Regions from separate parts of the Homo sapiens genome. Here region 2 is linked to region 1. Evidence: chromatin loops called from intact Hi-C (ENCODE). Cell type or tissue: heart right ventricle. All regions are shown on one strand. Links, peaks and the distances in the headings refer to the core of each region. The heading gives the core; the rest is flanking DNA. Region 1 overlaps PTPRB (protein tyrosine phosphatase receptor type B). Region 2 overlaps PTPRR (protein tyrosine phosphatase receptor type R).

Region 1 (10,003 bases), core at 858-8,857:
CATTTTGAAGTAGGCAAAGTTAATTACTGATATGGACCTAGCTTCTCTTCTTCTCTTTTTAATACTCTATCTCCTTGCTAAGGATTCCTACTTCCTTTTCTTAAACAGGCAACTGCTGTCTTTATGACATCACTCACAGTGAACCAGAGTTACTTTCTCCATGCTATACATACCCTACTCCTGTGTGACAGTCATTTCCAAAATTTTCTATCTAACCATATGACCTGGGACCCAATACCACAGGACCTACTCCCACAGCCTACCCTAGACTAATAAATGAATCTATGCTAAGTATTAATGAGTAATTTATACAAACTTTCATTCATTCAGCCAATAGTTATTGAATGTAAGCTAGATGCTGGGCATTGCTGATATAATATCCAAGAGAGACAAAGTCTTTGCCCTCACAGCGCTTACATTTTAGTAGAATCTAATGCTTCTAGCAAGTCTAATGTGTGAATTAAATCTCCTCTCTTGGTAAGTTATCTAATTTTAAGAGAAACTCTAATATATGTAGTGCCTTAGACATTAGTTTCTGGAACTATGGGAGGCTGGTGGGAAAGATATTTGAGGACACCGGTACATTTACATACCTTTTATAACACACCTCAAATATATGTAGATATTCCTGGCCAAAAATGTTCTATATATCTTAAAAGTTATTTATGTACATCAAGAGCAAATTGCATTCCTGACTGCCTTGTGCAAAATCAGAGTGCTGTGCCCATTCTTTTTTTTTTTTTTTTTTTTTTTTTTTGAGACAGAGTTTTGCTCTTGTTGGCTGGGCTGGAGTGCAATGGTGCGATCTCAGCTCACTGCAACCTCAGCCTCCCAGGTTCAAGTGATTCTCTTGCTTCAGCCTCCCGAGTAGCTAAGATTGCAGGCACCTGCCACCACGCACAGCTAATTTTTGTATTTTTCGTAGAGATGGGGTTTCACCATGTTGGCCAGGCTGGTCTTGAACTCCTGACTTCAGGTGATTCACCCGCCTTGGCCTCCCAAAGTGTTGGGATTACAGGCATGAGCCACTGCTCCTGGCCGCCCATTCTGTTAAGGAAGCTTCATTAATTTATATTCTAGAAAGAGTATTCACCAAAGGGTATCTCCTTTTTAATCATTTTCCTCTGATGAAGTAGTAACACAACTCATTAACTTTATCATGATTTAATATAAAAATTAAAGTAGTTTTATCACATAAAATTTTGTAATCAATCAATTGATCGATCTATTTACTATGTACTCAATATTATTGAATATTAATATATAAAGGCGATAAGAAATGAGGCAGATGGCAGACCTTTTTGTGCATTCCACTTAAAGAATTTCTGAACTGGAAAGGACCATTGTAGGTCTTTGACCTAGCCTCATTTGCCAATAAGAAACACCATAAGGCTCAGTGAACTAGAAAGAGCTGTCCAGAGTTTCCCAGCTGACTAATGGCCCAGTCTGAACCAGAATCCAGGCTTCTGCCTGCCAAGGTTTTGGCCTTGCCACTAGGCATATAGCCTACCTTTGGTTTTACAACATTACTTTTTGCCTCTTTAAAACCTTTTTTTATTTTTATTTTTTCACCATCTGAAGAGGATAATATTTGCCTCTTGAAGTGCTTGTTTTCTCCAGAGCAAGGAATGTGGCTTGCAGAAATAAAATTACAGGTCAAAATTTGGCCATAGGACTTGTGAGAGATCCTGAGTAAAAGTCTCCTTTCTGTTCTTTCCTGATTAGCCCCCATGGAAGTCTCAAATCTGAAGGTGACAAATGATGGCAGTTTGACCTCTCTAAAAGTCAAATGGCAAAGACCTCCTGGAAATGTGGATTCTTACAATATCACCCTGTCTCACAAAGGGACCATCAAGGAATCCAGAGTATTAGCACCTTGGATTACTGAAACTCACTTTAAAGAGTTAGTCCCCGGTCGACTTTATCAAGTTACTGTCAGCTGTGTCTCTGGTGAACTGTCTGCTCAGAAGATGGCAGTGGGCAGAACATGTGAGTCTTGGGCTCCAGAATGTTCCTTGGTTGCTCAAATCACTCTCTGATCCACCTTAAAATAGGACAAAATAAGTCAGCAGGAAAACTCCTTTCCCAATCTGAGAAGTGGAGCCTATGTAACTGAAGGTGTCTGTAGTATGGCCCATTCTTCTGAGTCACTTAGGCAACTGAGTTTGGATTTCTGAATGATCTGCATGTTGTTTCTGTCTTATGCTTTTTCATGTCACGTCACTTAAGTAGCATAAATGCATTAGCATTGATACCAGTATATAAAACATTTCTGATTCATTCTTACAGTGAGAACCAGTTAGCATTTAACCATGTTTTCCATACATTATTTTATTAATTTATGTCCTCACTTATCTATCCAGTGCCTTATATATGTAAATTACTGTACTATTGTTAAAACGACTAAGACATGCTACTTGCCTTTAAGGCAGGATCCAGCAGACTACCCCATCTGGTGCCAAATCTGGTCTGTGGCCTGATTTTGTTTAGCCCTCAAGCTAAGAGTGGTTTTTACATGTTTAAAGGGTTGTACAAACAAATAAGGAAACAAACAAGAAAAAGATGAGACAGAGACCATATGTGTCCTGCAAAACCTGAAATATTTACTACCTGATCCTTACAGAAAAAATTGTCCAACTCCTGCTTTAGAAAACTTTCATTTTAATCACACAGATGTGGAATACACACATGTACAAAAATAAAAATAGTACATTTTAATAATAGTGACTGTATTGATATTTGCATGTATCAGGCACTGACTAAATAATTTATATCCATTATTTCATTTAGTTCTCACAACAAAACTGTGAGAGATGTCTTGTTATTTATTACCATTATACAGATAATTCAAAGAGGTCAAATAATTTGTCCATAGTCATCCAGCCAGTAAGTGGTAGAGCTAGAATTTAAACCAGGCTATTTGATTCCAGAGTCCATTCTCTCTGCTATTAGAGATCTGAAGTAAGAGATATATGGTCAAAAAGGAAAGATAAAATTTTCTTTCATAAGAGCAGTAAAAACTTGGAGGAAATGGGAGCAGGGTGCGGTGGCTCATGGCTATAATCCCAGCACTTTAGGAGGCTGAGGTGGAGGGTTGCTTGAGCCCAGGAGTTTGAGACCAACCTCAGCAACATAATGAGACCTCGTCTCTACAAAAAAAAAAAAAAAATTAATTAGCTGGGCATGGTGACATGTGCCTGTGGTCCTAGCTACTCAGGAGGCTGAGCTGGGAGGATTGCTTGAGCCCTGTGGTTGAGCCATGATTGCATCACTTCACTCCAGCCTAGCAATAGAGTGTGACCCTGTCTCAAAAAAAAAAAAAAAAAAAAACTTGGAGGAAATAGAAATGATCTTTAATAAGGACCTAAAAAATGTAACGTTTGTGACAAAGAGGGAAAAGAGGGAAGAGCTTTTGGGGTGGAGGGGACAAAATAAGCAAAGGCCCAGAGGCAGAAGGGCCCAGGAGACTTGCAGGTCTACAGAACATACAACCGGAAGCCAGCTTTCCAAAGGGTAGGGAAGGAGAGAGGATGGCTTCAGAAAGTAGTCTCAGTTAAGACTGGAAGGATATGGGGTCTGAACTTAAAGAGCCAAAAATGTAAGCAGAGGGCTTGACATTTTATTCTGCAGATTATAGAGAGACCTTGAATGTTTTTAAGCAAAAAAAAAAAAAAAAAAAAGAACTTAATCTTGCAAGAACATTAATCTTTTTAGTTGGAAAAGAAAGAAAGGAATGCCTCATGATCACGACATCCAATATCTCTTACAAAGGATGCCACATATCACTAGATTATTAACACTACAACAGAAGATTACATTACTGATATCACTAAAATGATTTTAGCGGACATTTCTTGTGTGTCAAATGTCTCCGAAATAAAGAACACTCATTTGCAATCCACAGACATCAAGAGGGGATAGAAATGTTTTGAACTGCAGATATTGTGTCTCCTATCTACTGCTGCCCAAGAAAAGTAAATGAGTATCCTTACTTTTGGTCTGTAATATCTCCTTTTTGACATCATTTCACCGTTTAGTTCCAGACAAAGTTGCAAACCTGGAGGCAAACAATAATGGCAGGATGAGGTCTCTTGTAGTGAGCTGGTCGCCCCCTGCTGGAGACTGGGAGCAGTATCGGATCCTACTCTTCAATGATTCTGTGGTGCTGCTCAACATCACTGTGGGAAAGGAAGAAACACAGTATGTCATGGATGACACGGGGCTCGTACCGGGAAGACAGTATGAGGTGGAAGTCATTGTTGAGAGTGGAAATTTGAAGAATTCTGAGCGTTGCCAAGGCAGGACAGGTAGGCAAATATGAAGATGTTAATACCAATGGAAGAGTAATTTGTTCCCTCTCCCAGGTAACCCAGGTAACTGCCGTAACTGCTAATATCATACCCTGGTGTTTTCTGAATTTGAGATATTAAGGACTTTAAGGCTAACATGGGGTTTCTAACACCTAATTTGTCAAATTAGAACATTTAAAATCACTTCCACTAGTAACTCCATTATTTCATGAAAGAAAGCCATTTCAAACACCAAAAGAGTAAGATGCATACATTCTGAAAACAAACACTGACCCTTCCCACAAAAGAAGAACCTTTTGCTAGTGATCAGCATTAGGGAACCATTGCCTTGACCTCATGTTGACTAATGTGGGGATTTCAGGTACCAATGAAGAGTGATTAAAGTGGAGAGGGATATATTTGGATTTTAGGGAAGGGAAGAATAAGGATACTGAAATGAGAAAACAGGCTCAAAGAGGTTATAACTTGCCCAAAGCTTTGCAATATAATCGTGACAGCAAGAATACCAAGACTCATGTTTCAGTATCCTCATACTGTCAAATACTTGTACTCATATTGTCAAATAAGAGAGTTGCACTTCCAAGTTCAACATTTGCTTGATAATCCTTGTAATGTGAAATACTCCATATTTAGAGTGAAATTCAAATACCTTCTTTCTTAGTTCGCCTGATAATAGGGAAATAACTACATGGATTCACTGTTCTTCTTAGAACAATGTCAAAGAAAAGGATCATGACACCCACTTAGCTTGCCAATGTGTCTTGCAGTAATCTCCTCATCTTCCAAATATTAATATCCACTGGATGATGATCAAAGACCTACAGAGCTTAAACTAAGCGACTTTTAGTATTTCACAGGACAAGCATCTCTGTCATCTCCAATATTTTATCACTCACCTCAAATAACTTGGAAATGGAAGATCACAGAACATTAGGGGCTCTCAGCATGTCAGCATAATTCTCAGGAGAACTTTTATTTATTTATTTATTATTTTTACATTTTGAGACAGAGTCTTGCTCTGTCTCCCAGGCCTAGGCTGGAGTGCAGTGGTACAATCTCGGCTCGCTGCAACCCCCACCTCCTAGGTTCAAGCAATTCTTGTGCCTCAGCCTCCCAAGTATCTGGGATTACAGGCGTGTGCCACCAGGCTCAGCTAATTTTTGTTCTTTTAGTAGAGACAGGATTTTACCATGTTGGCCAGGCTGGTCTCAAACTCCTGGCCTCAAGCAGTCCGCCTACCTTGGCCTCCCAAAGTGCTAGGATCACAGGCACAAGCCACGGCGCCAGGCCAAACTTTTGTTTTTCTTTTTCTTTCTTTTTTATTTTTGAGATAGAGTTTCACTCTTGTTGCCCAGGCTGGAGTGCAATGGCATGATCTTGGCTCGCTGCAACCTCTGCCTCCCAGGTTCAAACGATTCTCCTGCCTCAGCCTCCCAAGTAGCTAGGATCACAGGCATGTGCCACCACACCTGGCTAATTTTGCATTTTTAGTAGAGATGGGGTTTCACCATATTGGCCAGGCTGCTCTCAAACTCTTGACCTCAGGTGATCCACCCGCCTCAACCTCCCAAAGTGCTGGGATTACTGGCATGAGGCACTGCACCCGGCCCAAACTTTTCTTAAACTGTGTCTCTGGTTCACCTTATTCAGGTAACTTGAAGTAGGCCTCGATGTAAATAATCAAATTATTTCTCTATACCGAAGAAGGAAGATGGAGAGTTAGGGACTCAATTAGAATGGATTTATAGAAAATTTATGGATGCAAAATTTACAAGAAAATTTTTAATACTTGATTCTTTCATAATTTAAGGCAGCAACACTTTATTCTTTTCTTTTCTTTTCTTTTCTTTTTTTTTTTTTTTTTTGAGACAGAGTCTTGCTCTGTTGCCTAGGCTGGAGTGCAGTGGCACCATCTCAGCTCACTGCAACCTCCACCTCCCCCACTTAAGCAATTCTCATGCCTCAGCCTCCCGCTGAGACTACAGATGTGAGCCACCACGCCCGGCTAATTTTTGTATTTTTAGTAGAGATGGAGTTTTGCCATATTGGCCAGGGTGGTCTCAAACTCCTGACCTCAAGTGATCCACCCGCCTCGGCCTCCCAAAGTGCTGGGATTACAGATGTGAGCCACCGCACCCAACCAACAGTTTATTCTTAATGTCTCCTAGAAATTTTAACAATAAAACCTTTTAAAGGAATCAATTTTGAGATAAGTCCTCAATTAAATGCTATTATTGCCAGCCAACTCGCCCTTCCATGAACACATCAGTGTCCCCCACCTCAGAAATGAGGGAAAGTTGCACTTGGTCTCCTCAACCTATGGGGGTAACAAATACTCCTAACTCCACCTAAATACTTAAACAGGAACTTTTCTTTGTGATTTTGTGAATGACAAGATTGGAGTAAATATTTTTGTATTACAGAATTCATACAAAAAGATAAACTCAAAGTATTATACAGTCAAAAATCAATGACTCTTCTGGCAAGATGTTTTCTAATTGAGTCTGTATTTCTGGTTACATTACATGAACAAAGTTTTTTGTGATAAGATTTTGTTTTAATGCTCAGAGACATTCATAAAATAAATGTTGAACTGAAACACGCTTAAGGATGGAAGAGGAGAACTATCAAAAGTATACCCTATGAATATGCCTCAGTCCATCAATGACCCATCTCCATTGCTTTTTCCTCAGTCCCCCTGGCTGTCCTCCAGCTTCGTGTCAAACATGCCAATGAAACCTCACTGAGTATCATGTGGCAGACCCCTGTAGCAGAATGGGAGAAATACATCATTTCCCTAGCTGACAGAGACCTCTTACTGATCCACAAGTCACTCTCCAAAGATGCCAAAGAATTCACTTTTACTGACCTGGTGCCTGGACGAAAATACATGGCTACAGTCACCAGTATTAGTGGAGACTTAAAAAATTCCTCTTCAGTAAAAGGAAGAACAGGTAGTAACCTTTATAAATTTTACATTTTAAAGTGTTCTGTCTGCTGAATTACTATTTAACATGCAATTTACAAGTATTCATTAACTGCCTATTATGTACTGGGCATTGCTTTATGGATCCTTTCTATTGTGTTTGTTTTCTATTTTACCAATTGCAGTTCTTATCTTTATTAGTTCCTTCTTTTTACTTTGCTTGGATTTAGTTTGCTAAACTTGAAAAAGAGTAAAGAACAACCGTTTCAAGGAGTTTTGCTGTAAAGGAGAGCAGAGAAATAGGGCAGCATCTAGAAGAGGAACTATGGTTGAAAGGAGGATGATTTTTTAAAGGCAGAAGAAATAACAGCATGTTTTATGCTGGAGGGAATGATCTAGAAGATGTAGAAGGGAAATCATGATGATGTAAAGTGAGAGGGAAGAATTGCTGCAGTTATTCCATGAGTAGGCAAGAGGTATTGGGATCTAGAGCACAAGTGAAGGAATTGGCTTTAGAAAGGAGCATGGGGAATCTAATCTCAATGTCAGCTGGTATATTAGTCTGTTTTCACACTACTATAAAGATCCTACCCAAGACTGGGTAATTTATAAAGGAAAGAGGTTTAATTGACTCACAGTTCCACATGACTAGGGAGGCCTCAGGAAACTTATAATCATGGTGGAAGTTCAGTTAGAATGGCGATCATTAAAAAGTCAAGAAACAACAGGTGCTGGAGAGGATGTGGAGAGATACGAACACTTTTACACTGTTGGTGGGACTGTAAACTATTTCAACCATTGTGGAAGACAGTCTGGCAAATCCTCAAGGATCTAGAACTAGAAATACCATTTGACCCAGCCATCCCATTACTAGGTATATACCCAAAAGATTATAAATCATGCTGCTATAAAGACACATGCACACGTATGTTTATTGCGGCACTATTCACAATAGCAAAGACTTGGAACCAACCCGAATGTCCATCAATGATAGACTGGATTAGGAAAATGTGGCACATATTACACCACAGAATACTATGCAGCCATAAAAAAGGATGAGTTCGTGTCCTTGGTAGGGACGTGAATGAAGCTGGAAACCATCATTCTGAGCAAACTATCCCAAAGACAGAAAATCAAACACCACATGTTCTCACTCATAGGTGGGAATTGAACAATGAGAACACTTGGACACAGAGTGGGGAACATCACACACCGGGGCCTGTTGTGGGGTCGGGGGTCGGGGGAGGGATAGCATTAGGAGACATATCTAATGTAAATGATGAGTTAATGGGCACAGCACACCAACATGGCACATGTATACCTATGTAACAAAACTGCATGTTGTGCACAGGTACCCTAGAACTTAAAGTGTAATAAAATTAATTAATTAATTAATTTTTAAAAATCATGGTGGAAGGTGAAGGGGAAGCAGGCACCTTCTTCACAAGGTGGCAGGAGGGGAAGTGATGGAGATGAAAGGGGAAAGAGCCCCTTATAAAACCATCAGATCTTGTGAGAAATCACTCACTAACACAAGAACAGCATGGGGGAAACCACTCCCATGATCCAGTCACCTCCCTCCTTGGACACATGGGGATTACAATTCAAGATGAGATTTGGGTGGGGACACAGAGCCAAACCGTATCAGCTAGGAAAGAGAGAATATGTGGGTGCAGATGCCAATAGGTGGATCGTTGTAGGGTGAGCAGTTATCTTCTAATTGCTTTCATTTTTTTCAGTGTAATTGGAAGCAAAGTCATCAAGATTTCCCTTTTTAGTTGGACGCCGTGGCTCACATCTGTAATCCCAGCACTTTGGGAGGCCGAGATGGGTGGATCTTGAGGCCAGGAATTCAAGACCAGCCTGGCCAACATGGCAAGACACTGTCTCTACTAAAAACACAAAAATTAGCTGGGAGTGGTGGCACATACCTGTAATCCCAGATACTCGGGAGGCTGAGGCATAAGAATCACTTAAACCCAGGAGGTGGAGGTTGCATGAGTCGAGATCCTGCCACTGCACACTAGCCTGGGTGATAGAGCGAGAACCTGCCTCAAAAAAAAAAAAAAAAAGAAATTTCTTTTTTCAATGTATATACTATTGTCCTGTATCTTATTTTTCTCTCCTCTTTTGATCCCACAAAAATATAATTATTGCTTTATATAGTCAACATCTGTTTAGATTTACCTACCAATTTACTACCTTTTTTCTCATTTTTTCCCCCTGCATCTGAGATGTTTTATCTGGGATTATTTTCCTTTATCCTGGAGAACGTTATTCAAATTTCTTCATTGAGAGTTTCTAGGGACAAACTCTCTCAAATTTTGTTTTTGCTGGGCATATTTTTATATAGCTCTCATTTTTATATAGCTCTCGGTCTTGAAAGATATTTTCCTTAAGTTCCAACTCTGTGTTTAAAGTTACTTTCTCTCAGCACATAAAAGATATTATTCTAGTCTTTCTGGGATTTATTGTTGCGCTGAGTCAGCTGTCAGTCTGATTTTTATTTCTCTATGAGTCTGTTTGCTATGACTGCTTTTTTGCCTTTGGGGTTCAGTTGTTTCACAATAATGATCAAGGTGTAGATATATTTCTTTTTGTTTCTCTTGCTCAAGATTGATTGGCATTTCTGTACTTTCCAACTAGTGTCTTTCTACAATCCTGGAAATTCTCAGCTATTAACTCTCTAATATTGCCTCTTGCCCCTTCTCCATTCCCCACTCTGTCATCTTCTGGTATTCTAGAACACACATATATGAACACATCA
Region 2 (10,003 bases), core at 633-8,632, 57 kb before region 1:
AAAGAGCTAATCTTGGATGGATTCTTTTAAAAGAATTATCTTTTTCTAAAGTTTATTGAATCTGGAGATGGGAGATGGCATAACACTTCATATCTACTATGCTATTAACGCTTCAATCTAAACGAAGTGATCTGTTCTTTTCAGTGTGGTAGCTGGAGAGAGTGTAACTCCTGGCATTAGGAATACATTCAGAACTTGGGTTTTGGTGAAGGGAAATTGAAGAGGGCTTCCGATGCTGGACACGCCATGGCGAGGTCCTTCAATCAAGGAGACTGTTAGATAAGCTCATGGCTTGTCTTGGGAAAGCAAGCGGCACTAAGACAGAGCTGAAGAGCACTCCAAGGGACACTGTGGGCAGGACCAGCTACATAATTTGTGAGGCCCAGTATAAAATGAAAATGTGGCATCTGTTGATTAAAAAGTATCAAATACTTCAAGACAGTGACAGCAAAGCATTAACCCAAGTTCAGGGTCCTTCTCAGCACAAGAAGGTGAGAGGTATATGACTGCACTGGTCACGATCCCTTGAAGCTAACTCTGTCTTAGGATATTTTTAGAATGGAATGAGTGTTTGTATTAGTTTGGTGCCAAAGTAATTGGGGTATTTGCTATTATAATTATTTTTGCACCAACCTAATAGATGGGCCTGCATCCTGTGTTCTGTGGAACAGGCATCTGAGACCTCTGCACAGAGTGGTGCTCCTGAATCCTGCATACATTCATCCATTCAACAGGCATCACTAGACATCTGCTACTGAGCATGAATCAGGCACCTGGGTGTAGAAAAATGGGTGTCTTAACCAGCTTTCCCAGTTTCCCAGATTGTCCTTCTCAGGACATAGTTTAATTAACAATTATTTACTGAGAGCCTCCTAAGCCAAACCCTCTTGGTGGCGTTCAGGCACAAAGTAGGTTCTTGACTAAGTTCGGGGAAAAGCTGTTTATATATATATATATATTTTGTTTTGTTTTGTTTGTTTTTTTGAGATGGAATTTCTTTCTTGTCACCCAGGCTGGAGTGCAGTAGCATTATCTGGGCCCACTGCAACCTCCACCTCCTGGGTTCAAGCGATTATCCTGCCTCAGCCTCCCGAGTTGCTGGGATTACTCCCGGCTAATTTTTGTATTTTTAGTAGAGGCAGGATTTCACCATGTTGGCCAGGCTGGTCTCGAACTCCTGACCTCAGGTGATCCACCTGCCTCGGGCTGCCAAAGTGCTGGGACTGCAGGCATGAGCCATGGCACCCAGCCCTACACTATATTTCTTCGAAGTCTTCCCCACTCGGAGACTCACAATAAGCATTAATGCATTAAAAAATCTAAAATCTTCCAATGTAGAAACTCCTTTAATTTTATTTAAGCACTCTTTCACATTTATTTGACCACAGATGAATTTCCTCAAGAACCATCTAAATGAGAGGGAAAGAAGTTGTAATAATAAAGATAAGCTGTTCTTTCAAGAAGCTTTGTGGTGAAGAGAAGACTAGAGATAGGATAGTAATTTAAGCCTGAACCTGGACCCCTAAAAAGAGGAAAAGGGCCCGGCACGGTGTCTCAGGCCTGTAGTCCCAGACTTTGGGAGGATGAGGCAGGCAGATCACTTGAGGTCAGGAGTTCAAAACCAGCCTGGCCAACATGGTGAAACCCCATCTCTACTAATAACACAAAAATTAGCCAGGCATGGTGGTGCACACCTGTAGTCCCAGCTACTCAGGAGGCTGAGGCAGGAGAATTGCTGGAACCCAGGAGGCAGAGTTGTGGTGAGCCGACTTCACGCCACTGCACTCCAGGCTGGGCGAGAGAGTGAGACTCAAAAAAACAAAGGTGGTGGGAAAGGAATGGTGGAACCAACTAATTAAAAGCAGCTAAGTGTAATAAGAGAGAGAAAAGACAGAACCAGTATATCAGAAGGCTGATATTTTGTATTCGGCAGAATACGAGCTTCACAGGCCTTCCTCTATCCTTTTCTACTCTTTTTTAACAACCTCCAACCACTAGCAATGAAGGCTGCATACTGTGCATCTTATTCTTATAATCTACCCCTCTCCACTTGTAGCTGCCTCCTCTGAGGAGTCCAGGTATGGCTAACAGCAAAGAAAAAGACAAGGCAGTGATTTGGATACTTGAAATGGGGCTCATTTCATGACCGATCAGTCAAGAGCTTGAACACTGGATAGGATTAAAATTTTGATTTCCACCACCACCACCCCAAAAATTACAATGCCTGGTCATTGTAATTTAACATGAAAAGAACAAGCAATTTCTACTCAAGTTAAAAATCTGCATTTTAGTAATAAATTCAAATGGTCTGGTTCAGAGACGAATGTGTTATGCTGAATGGATATTTCCAGTATAACAATGACAAAACCATTTGGTAGATTCCTCATTCTCTGGCAAGACATTATTTTTATTGGCTTTGTGACAACTTCTATTAATAGATGCTCAGTTCTCATTGCAGATTCATGAGTCTGTGATTCTCCTTTTACTAATACTTTTGAGCATATTTTGAACTAAAATAAGATTTCTTTTTTTTTTTCCAAGTAGGAGTTCAAATTCAGTGCAAGGCACCCACGAATGTTTTATTTAGAAGGGCATTAAGGGATCATCCCTTCATTCCCACTGCATTCGCTTTTAATTAAAAGATGAAGTGGGTGGTATGGCAATTGCAACTGAACACTGGTAAGACTAGCAAAAGAATGAGGTGCCGGACATCTCTGGACTAGATGTCAAGGAGCTTGGTGCGTGGCTCTGCCCCCTAATTTTCTGTGTGACCATTTGTCCACTCTAGGCCTCTCTGTCTACATAGTAAAAGGAGATGTGGGGCGTAACAGTGATCTCCAACCTTTTCTGGTATAAAAACCAGAAATATCTTACTATCAAGAGTAAGATATTTCATGGACCTCCACCTGATTGTTGTATTTTAATGCTTGCAAGTTAATATTCATTGTGTGACTCACAACAAAGCTTAAGTGGATGTCAGGACTCCTCTAACAAGATGCTTTTCCATGCTGGAATTCAGTGATTGCAGAGTGACCAACTGGCTTTCTGAGATCCCTCTCAGCTCTTGCTTTCTTTGAGTCTTTGAAGATTTGTTTATGTGGAGAACAATGGGATAGCCGCAATAGTCATAACATTTGCCAAACATCTCCTAGGAAAAGGGTGGGTTTTTTTTTAAAATCTAGCCTCAGGAATATATTGCCCAAAGTTTTCATTCTAAAGGAAGAATCCAAAACCAAAAAAGGGGACATCTCCAAGGCCACATGACCAATTTTGAAGTTTTTATAAAACACTCTGAACTGAACTTTCAATTTTGCTCAAATTAGATTGACTAAATTCTGGATTTTGGGGGTTCTGCTGTTGTTTTCTGCAGTGGGAAGCCTAAGTGGGTTACACTCAAGATGAAGAGAGAGGAAGTTCACATTCTAATCCTGCCTTCAGCAATGACCCTGAACTAGTTGCTATATAAACCAGGAAAAATTGTTTATCTCTGATTATTTTAGTTTAGATTACTTATTAATATCTGAATATGATAAGTACAATGAACTTTCTGTTGGCCAGCATTGTTGCAAAAGGGATATTTTGCTCAATCACATTTTCCTATTAACAGGAGATTACCGTAAATGTATAGGTCAATTTTTTAAAATTATAGTTGAAAAAAAGATCCATAACATTAGTACTAAACTGAACACAGTATAATCATTTTTTATTACTTAGAAAGCCCTTCCATATAATACTTAAACCTTCTAATCTCAAATATCACTAAATTGTTCAACTATACCACCTAGTTAAAAATACCAATTGCTATAAAGCTAAGCCAACCAGCTTCGCTGCATGTAGCTCTTGCTAAAAAAGATTCATTTAGGCTTGGGTATGTCAAGGTTCTACAGTTTGAGATAGTGACAGAAGGTCATTTACACATTTAGCATGAGAGATGCAGTGTCTCAGTTTATTACTATAGATGATGTTTATATTTTAACATCAGACAGTGCTTCACATGCATATAGATATTACAGAAGTATGACTACAAATCAATTCGTGACTATCAGAAGACATCTAAGCAGGCAGGAAAGGAACATATTCCATTGCAGATTGACCTCAGATAACTTTTTCCTCATCGTTTTCCTTTTAATCCCATTGGCAACTGGACACTGGAAGAATTTTAAAACAGAACCTGGGAAGTGAAACATATAAAATAATATCTTATTCCAAGGCCTTTTTTTTCCTCTTTTTTTTCTTCCTGAGTAGCAGGAAATTATCTGTCAAATCCTTCTTTTTAAGAGTCAAGGATGGAATTTGTAGTTGCCTGTACATCCTTACCTTAGAGGGCTTAAACTGGAATGACATCCAAAGGCCTCACTTGTGGCTTCCCACACAGGATAAAAAGATGCTTCCAATGTGCATCATATCATTGTTTAAATGTTTTGATTAGTCACTTCAGTTCGATGATTTTCTTTTCTTTTTTTTTTTAACTACAGCCATCTCAGAAGAATATATATGCCATCAATTTCCAAGGCTAATATATGTCCCCAACATATTTTTTGTTTCCAAAACCTGGTTGAAATAATTTCAAAACTAAAGTTTCTGCTTGTTGGTCTAAGGTTTATCAACTGTAACCTTACATTTATCCATATTTCTCTGCATTCCCAAATAATCACAAAGATTCCTCTAATTAATGAACTTCAAAGATCTCATTTGAAGATCAGGAATTCAACATTTTGATTTGCTTATTTTAAGGACACTTGGAGATAAAGCCCTAGAAATTGGTGTGGATTTACTTGACATTATAATTCCTGAGATCACAACAAGAGGTCTACTTTGTAAAACATATTATGCTGACTGAATCTTCCAAGTGGCTGCCAGGACATTTTCCTTCTTCCTAGCTTGGAGTTAATTAGGTGTTAACTTGAGTGTTCAGAGGAAAACGGCTAATTTTCAGAGGAAAAAAAAATGGAACTCAAAATATGTTAGACTCATCAATTGAATTATCATTTGATATATGCTGATTTTTATGACCTACAAATACTTTAGAACACATCTATTTTGGAGAAGGTGTCTATGTTCAAAATACCTGGTCAGAATTGGCCAAATTTACATTTAAGTTCTCCCTCCTTGATATGACATCTGTGTAAAGCCATGGGAAATCCTCTGTCCAAGGGGCCAGACACACCTTACAGCTGACCCCGGCTAAGCACAGCAGACAGTAGCCTCACTTGACTCATGCCCAAGCTCTTGGAACTTTACCCAGGAGGCACATTAACGTCCACACCTTTTGTTCTAAATTTACTGTACCAAACTTTACCAAAAGAATTCCAGATTTGAAAATAATAAAAAGCAAAGGAGCATAAGTTTCATTGTTAGCCCAGAAGTGAGTCATCACTGCAGAATTTCTTCTGTCTACTGATTAGACCGGATACGGGCTGGGCGGTACGACAGGAAAGGCTGTTGCTCTCTGTATGTGTGAGTGAATAGTCACAAAAGGTCAAAATTTTAACATGTTAAAAGCCAAATCTCTCTCCTGGGCATCTGGAGAGGTTTTTTTCAAAACACCCTCCCAGTAGCAAAGGGAAAAAACTACATTTTTTTTTCCCTTTCTAACCTGAGTTTACCCCCAGCTGACACAGCTACGTGCTGTTCTGCACGGAGACTGAGACGACACTGATCTTTGTATTTGGCAGGGCTAATGTGATATGAGATTATCTGACATTTATAGGAGGGTAGTATATCTGAATCCTCTCTGGCCTGGCCAAACACAGCATTTCATAGTCTGTGGGCACAAAGAAATCCAAGCCACGTGGCTAACACCACTTTTGCAATAAAGGGAATGACTTTCTTCCACAGCATGGAATGGGGCATCATTAGGATGAACAAATAATTTATCATCCAAACCAAGGTACTTCTGAGAGTGAAAGGTGACCCAATTGATAATGACACCAGGACAACACCAATGAACCACAACTCTTCCAAACATGGTTACCCTAGGTGTCGTATTAACTAAGAATAAGAAAAATAATACACAGCATTTATTTAGTACTCACTGAAGGGCAGTTACTGTGCCAAGAGTTTTGTGGATTCTCTCATTTAAACCTTGTAAAACTTGAAGCCTTATTAGATAAATACCTAAATACCTTATTAGCCAGGCCAGTGGTTTTCAAACTTCTTTGTGAACAATGGAAAACTTTTTGCAGGCAGAATCTTCCACAGAACACCAACACAGAAAACCAATAAAAAACACAACTTCCCTGGTCAAAGCTGGGATTGGCATCTAGTCCTAATGACCCATCCTCCTCCTCTGCCCTGCCCAGGGTCCTCAGCCACCTTTGTAGAACCCTGGGCTTCTGGGGATTCTGTGAATAGCCTTCAGCCAGACATTGATATGCTCTGATTCATTTAATCCTCACAACCCGATGACGTTTGTCATTTATGCCATTTTACAAGTGAGAAAAGCCAGGTTGGGAAGGACTAAATGACTTGTCTAAAATCATTTAGCTAAGTAAGTTAAAAAAACAAGGATTCAAACCTGAATCTGTCAGACTCCAAGCCTACTATTTTCATCATCTGCCTCCACTGTGCCTGTCTTCTAGGCTGGTCAATATTTAGAAAGATATTTGGAACTTAATGGGCAAACTAATGTCCTCTGCCAGATTTGCTCTTGGTTCTCCAGGGTCTTTGGGGGCCTCACTCCAGAGCCTCCTAACCAGTCCTATTTGACCAGATGGTACCAAAGAGTAACAATAACAATAACAATAATAATAGTTGACATTTATGGTATTGATATGTGCTTGGCTATGTGCTAAACATGTTAAGTGATAGTCCCATTTATTTCTCACAACAATGCTATAAAGTAGGAACTATTGTTTTTATTGTCGCATCATTTGCAGATGAAAAAACTGAGCACTGCAGAGATTGTGTAGTTGGGTAAAATATCTAGTAAGTGGTGGAGACAGAATTTGTCTTGACAACAGTGTATGCTGTCTTTTTCCCTCTTAACATACTCTGGTCCCCCCTGGTAATGAACTTGGCACCATTCTCTCAGCTAGCTGGGGTTCTCTTGACATTTTTATTTGACCTTACTCTTTTTTGGTAAACTAACTCCTGCTTAGCAGTAGGTATTTTCACTTAATGTATTATACCTCCTGGGAAAACAAACGTGTACTGGAAAAGAAATATCTGACGCACAATAAAATTTTAAAGAGTTTATTTAGTAAGAAGCCAGTCATACATTGGGAAACACCAGACCAAAAGAGGTTTAGTGTTCCAATGACAAAACGCCAGAGGCAAGTATTTATTGGGAAAGTACAGAAACAAACAATTTATTTGGTTGGTTTGCAATTACATAATTGCCTTTTTTCAGGTACTGTATTGGAAAGTCCTTACTGACATAACAATATGTGAGTTGGATGCTTATGATTGGCTGGGGTTATGTTTTAGTTCTAACATAAGCATTTATCAGATATGAACCTGAGGTAAGTTTCACTTCTGTTTGCAATTTAAGGTGCATGCATATTGGTGCACACCTGTAGTCCCAGCTACTTGGGAGGCTAAGGAGATCAGTTGACCTGGGAGGTTGAGGCTGCAGTGAGCCACGATCCAGCCAGGATGACACAGTGAGACCCTGCCCCAAAAAGAAAAAGAAAAAAAAAGTAAGAAAAAGAGTACCCTTGTTTCTCACCTCCCAGAACCACTTTGTATTGGGAACTTTATATCAGTAATATAGATCCAGATTTTAGCAAATCCATGAAACCTATCTGACCTAAGAGCTTCCTGGAGTCAAGTCAGAGCTCTCCTGAGGATGAATAACTATAGAGCTCTCTTGAGAGTTCCATAGTTAACCAAGCTTTATACATTTATTCCATAAATATATTTTGTATACAGACACTGTACTAGCTTCTTAGGTGTTTCTTTTTTTGCTATGACCAGCCTATCTAAAAAACTGCATTTGCCAGGCATGGTGGCTCATGCCTGTAATCCCAGCACTTTGGGAGGCTGAGGTGGATGGATTGCCTGAGCCTAGGAGTTCAAGACCAGCTTGGGCAACATGGCAAAACCCTCTCTCTCTCTTAAAAAACAAAACAAACAAAACAAACACAAAAAACACACACACACAGAAAAAATTAGCTCAGTATGGTGGCATGCACCTGTCATCCCAGCTACTTGGGAGGCTGAGGTGGGAGAATCACCTGAGCCTGGGAGGCCAAGGCTGCAGTGAGCTGTGATTGCATGACTACACTCCAGCCTGGGCAACAAAGCAAGACCCCATATCAAAAATAAGAAGAAAGAAGACTCTGTTGACCTTTCTAAGAATGGATTACCTGTTATAGAGCAAATGCTATCCTCTGGCCTCAACCTCCTGTGTAGTTGGGACCACAGGCATATACCACCATGTCCAGCTAATTTTTCTTTTAAATTGTAGACAGGGTCTAACTATGTTACCCAGGCTGGTCTCGAGCTCCTGGGCTCAAGTGATCCTCCCACTTTGGGCTCGAGTGATCCATCCAGCACTCCCAAAGTGCTGGGGTTATAGGCATGAGCCACTGCATCCAGCCAATAGACTATTCTATATATCAATATATGCAATAGGACATTTATTTAATATTTTCAGAGATGATTATGATGAGTTCCTGAATTTGAACCAGCCTCCAGTGAATGCATCCTGGAATACCTTTTGCTTTCTTTTAGCCTAGAGTTTATCTGTTTTCACATGACATGAAAATAGCATGACCTGGGTAATTCATTTGACAAGTATTTACCTAGGACTCGTAAGTGCTTTTTATTGTTACAAGTAGAAGAAGACCATGCCATTATGCTTGTAGGTCTTTAAAGGACCTACAACCTAGTTGGAAATAATTATAGAATGGGATTAGATAGTATATATCATGATATCAACTTACTCATATTAAAGACCCTACTTTGTCTCTTTTTCTATTTTTTAATAATGCCTTAGATAAAAAGATGTAAGGGATCCTTGTTAAATACCTGGGAGACACAACGCTGGGAGTGAGAAATGGAAGACTAATATATTGACGATAGATAGTGATCCAGTAAACAAGAGCATTGTGCTGAAACTAACAAGTTGAAATTAACAAGAATAAATAGAAAGCCTTGCATTTAGTTTCAAAAATCCAGTAGCATAATTACAGGATGGGAGAAAGCTATAATGTCCACATTCAAAAAAAGTCTTGTTGACTTTTTATTTAATCTACACCGTCAGTTAGTATCTTAAAATACTACCGAGAACCAGGCACCATGTAGGCACTGGGGGACCTCACCACCTGATGCACCTGCAAACACAGATCTATTGGTCTCTAACGTGCAGCTGGAAGAGAAAATAAGCCTGCTTCATAGATCTCATCAGAAGGAGACACAACTCTCTAAGAAGGTCATATTTGATAAAATAGCCTGTAGAAGAGGGAGACTAGAGTGGTGAGTGACAGAAAAACCAGGCTGTACAGAAATATTGAGTGACCACAGGATGTTTAGTCTAAAGAAGAAAAGATTATAGGACTTTGATGGCTGTTTTCCAGCCTTTGGAGAGCTGTTGTGTGACTACAGGGGAGCCTTAAGACGTCTTTTGGGTTATTTCAGTTGGACCAATGCGGTGAAAGTTAGAAAGGACAGATTCATGTTGATGTCTTAAAAGTTTTCCTGCCAACCTTGGAAAAGGCTGCCTCTAAAATTGCAAGATTTCTAAAAAAGCTATATTGTCAGTGACTAGAATGGATGATCTCTAAGAATTCCTCTGATGCCAGTTTTTTTCATTTTTATTTTCCAAATTAAGTGGGAGGTAAGAGAACTTTTCATATACTTTCCTGAAGCCTTCAGACCTGCAAGAATTTTGCCAGCCCACAATTAATGAGTATGCTTCTCCATCTTCCCCACTTTCACTGGCTAAAACAACCTTGATTTAGTGAACAGAATGTCATAGTAAATATACTCCAACCATTAAATTACACCACTGACCCACTTAGGGTGAAACAGTTATTAAATTCTAAACTGTGTCTCCATT

The links. A loop is a pair of places that touch in the nucleus more often than their neighbours do. Peaks named below come from ENCODE experiments on the same cell type or tissue, not always from the same donor. Only the 100,000 strongest peaks of a DNase experiment are listed, where the experiment ranks them.
Region 2: it touches region 1 in a loop (2.3-fold over the local background); 14 of 110 quality-filtered maps call a loop at or near these places.

Annotation. Positions count from the first base shown.
Region 1 is chr12:70,584,268-70,594,270 of GRCh38, reverse strand. It overlaps PTPRB (protein tyrosine phosphatase receptor type B), which reads left to right. Exons shown (of 34, transcript NM_001109754.4): 7 at 1,726-1,989; 8 at 4,038-4,307; 9 at 7,004-7,264. Among named protein-coding and RNA genes, the nearest start is that of PTPRB, 48 kb to the left of the region's middle. In heart right ventricle, for the core only: a CTCF peak has its summit at 4,111 (motif pointing left); a DNase peak (open chromatin) is centred at 4,130; H3K27ac peaks cover 752 bases.
Region 2 is chr12:70,641,409-70,651,411 of GRCh38, reverse strand. The region is part of intron 13 of PTPRR (protein tyrosine phosphatase receptor type R); the gene reads left to right. Among named protein-coding and RNA genes, the nearest start is that of PTPRB, 9.0 kb to the right of the region's middle. In heart right ventricle, for the core only: no CTCF peak of the experiment used is centred there; a DNase peak (open chromatin) is centred at 5,411; H3K4me3 peaks cover 608 bases; H3K27ac peaks cover 5,167 bases.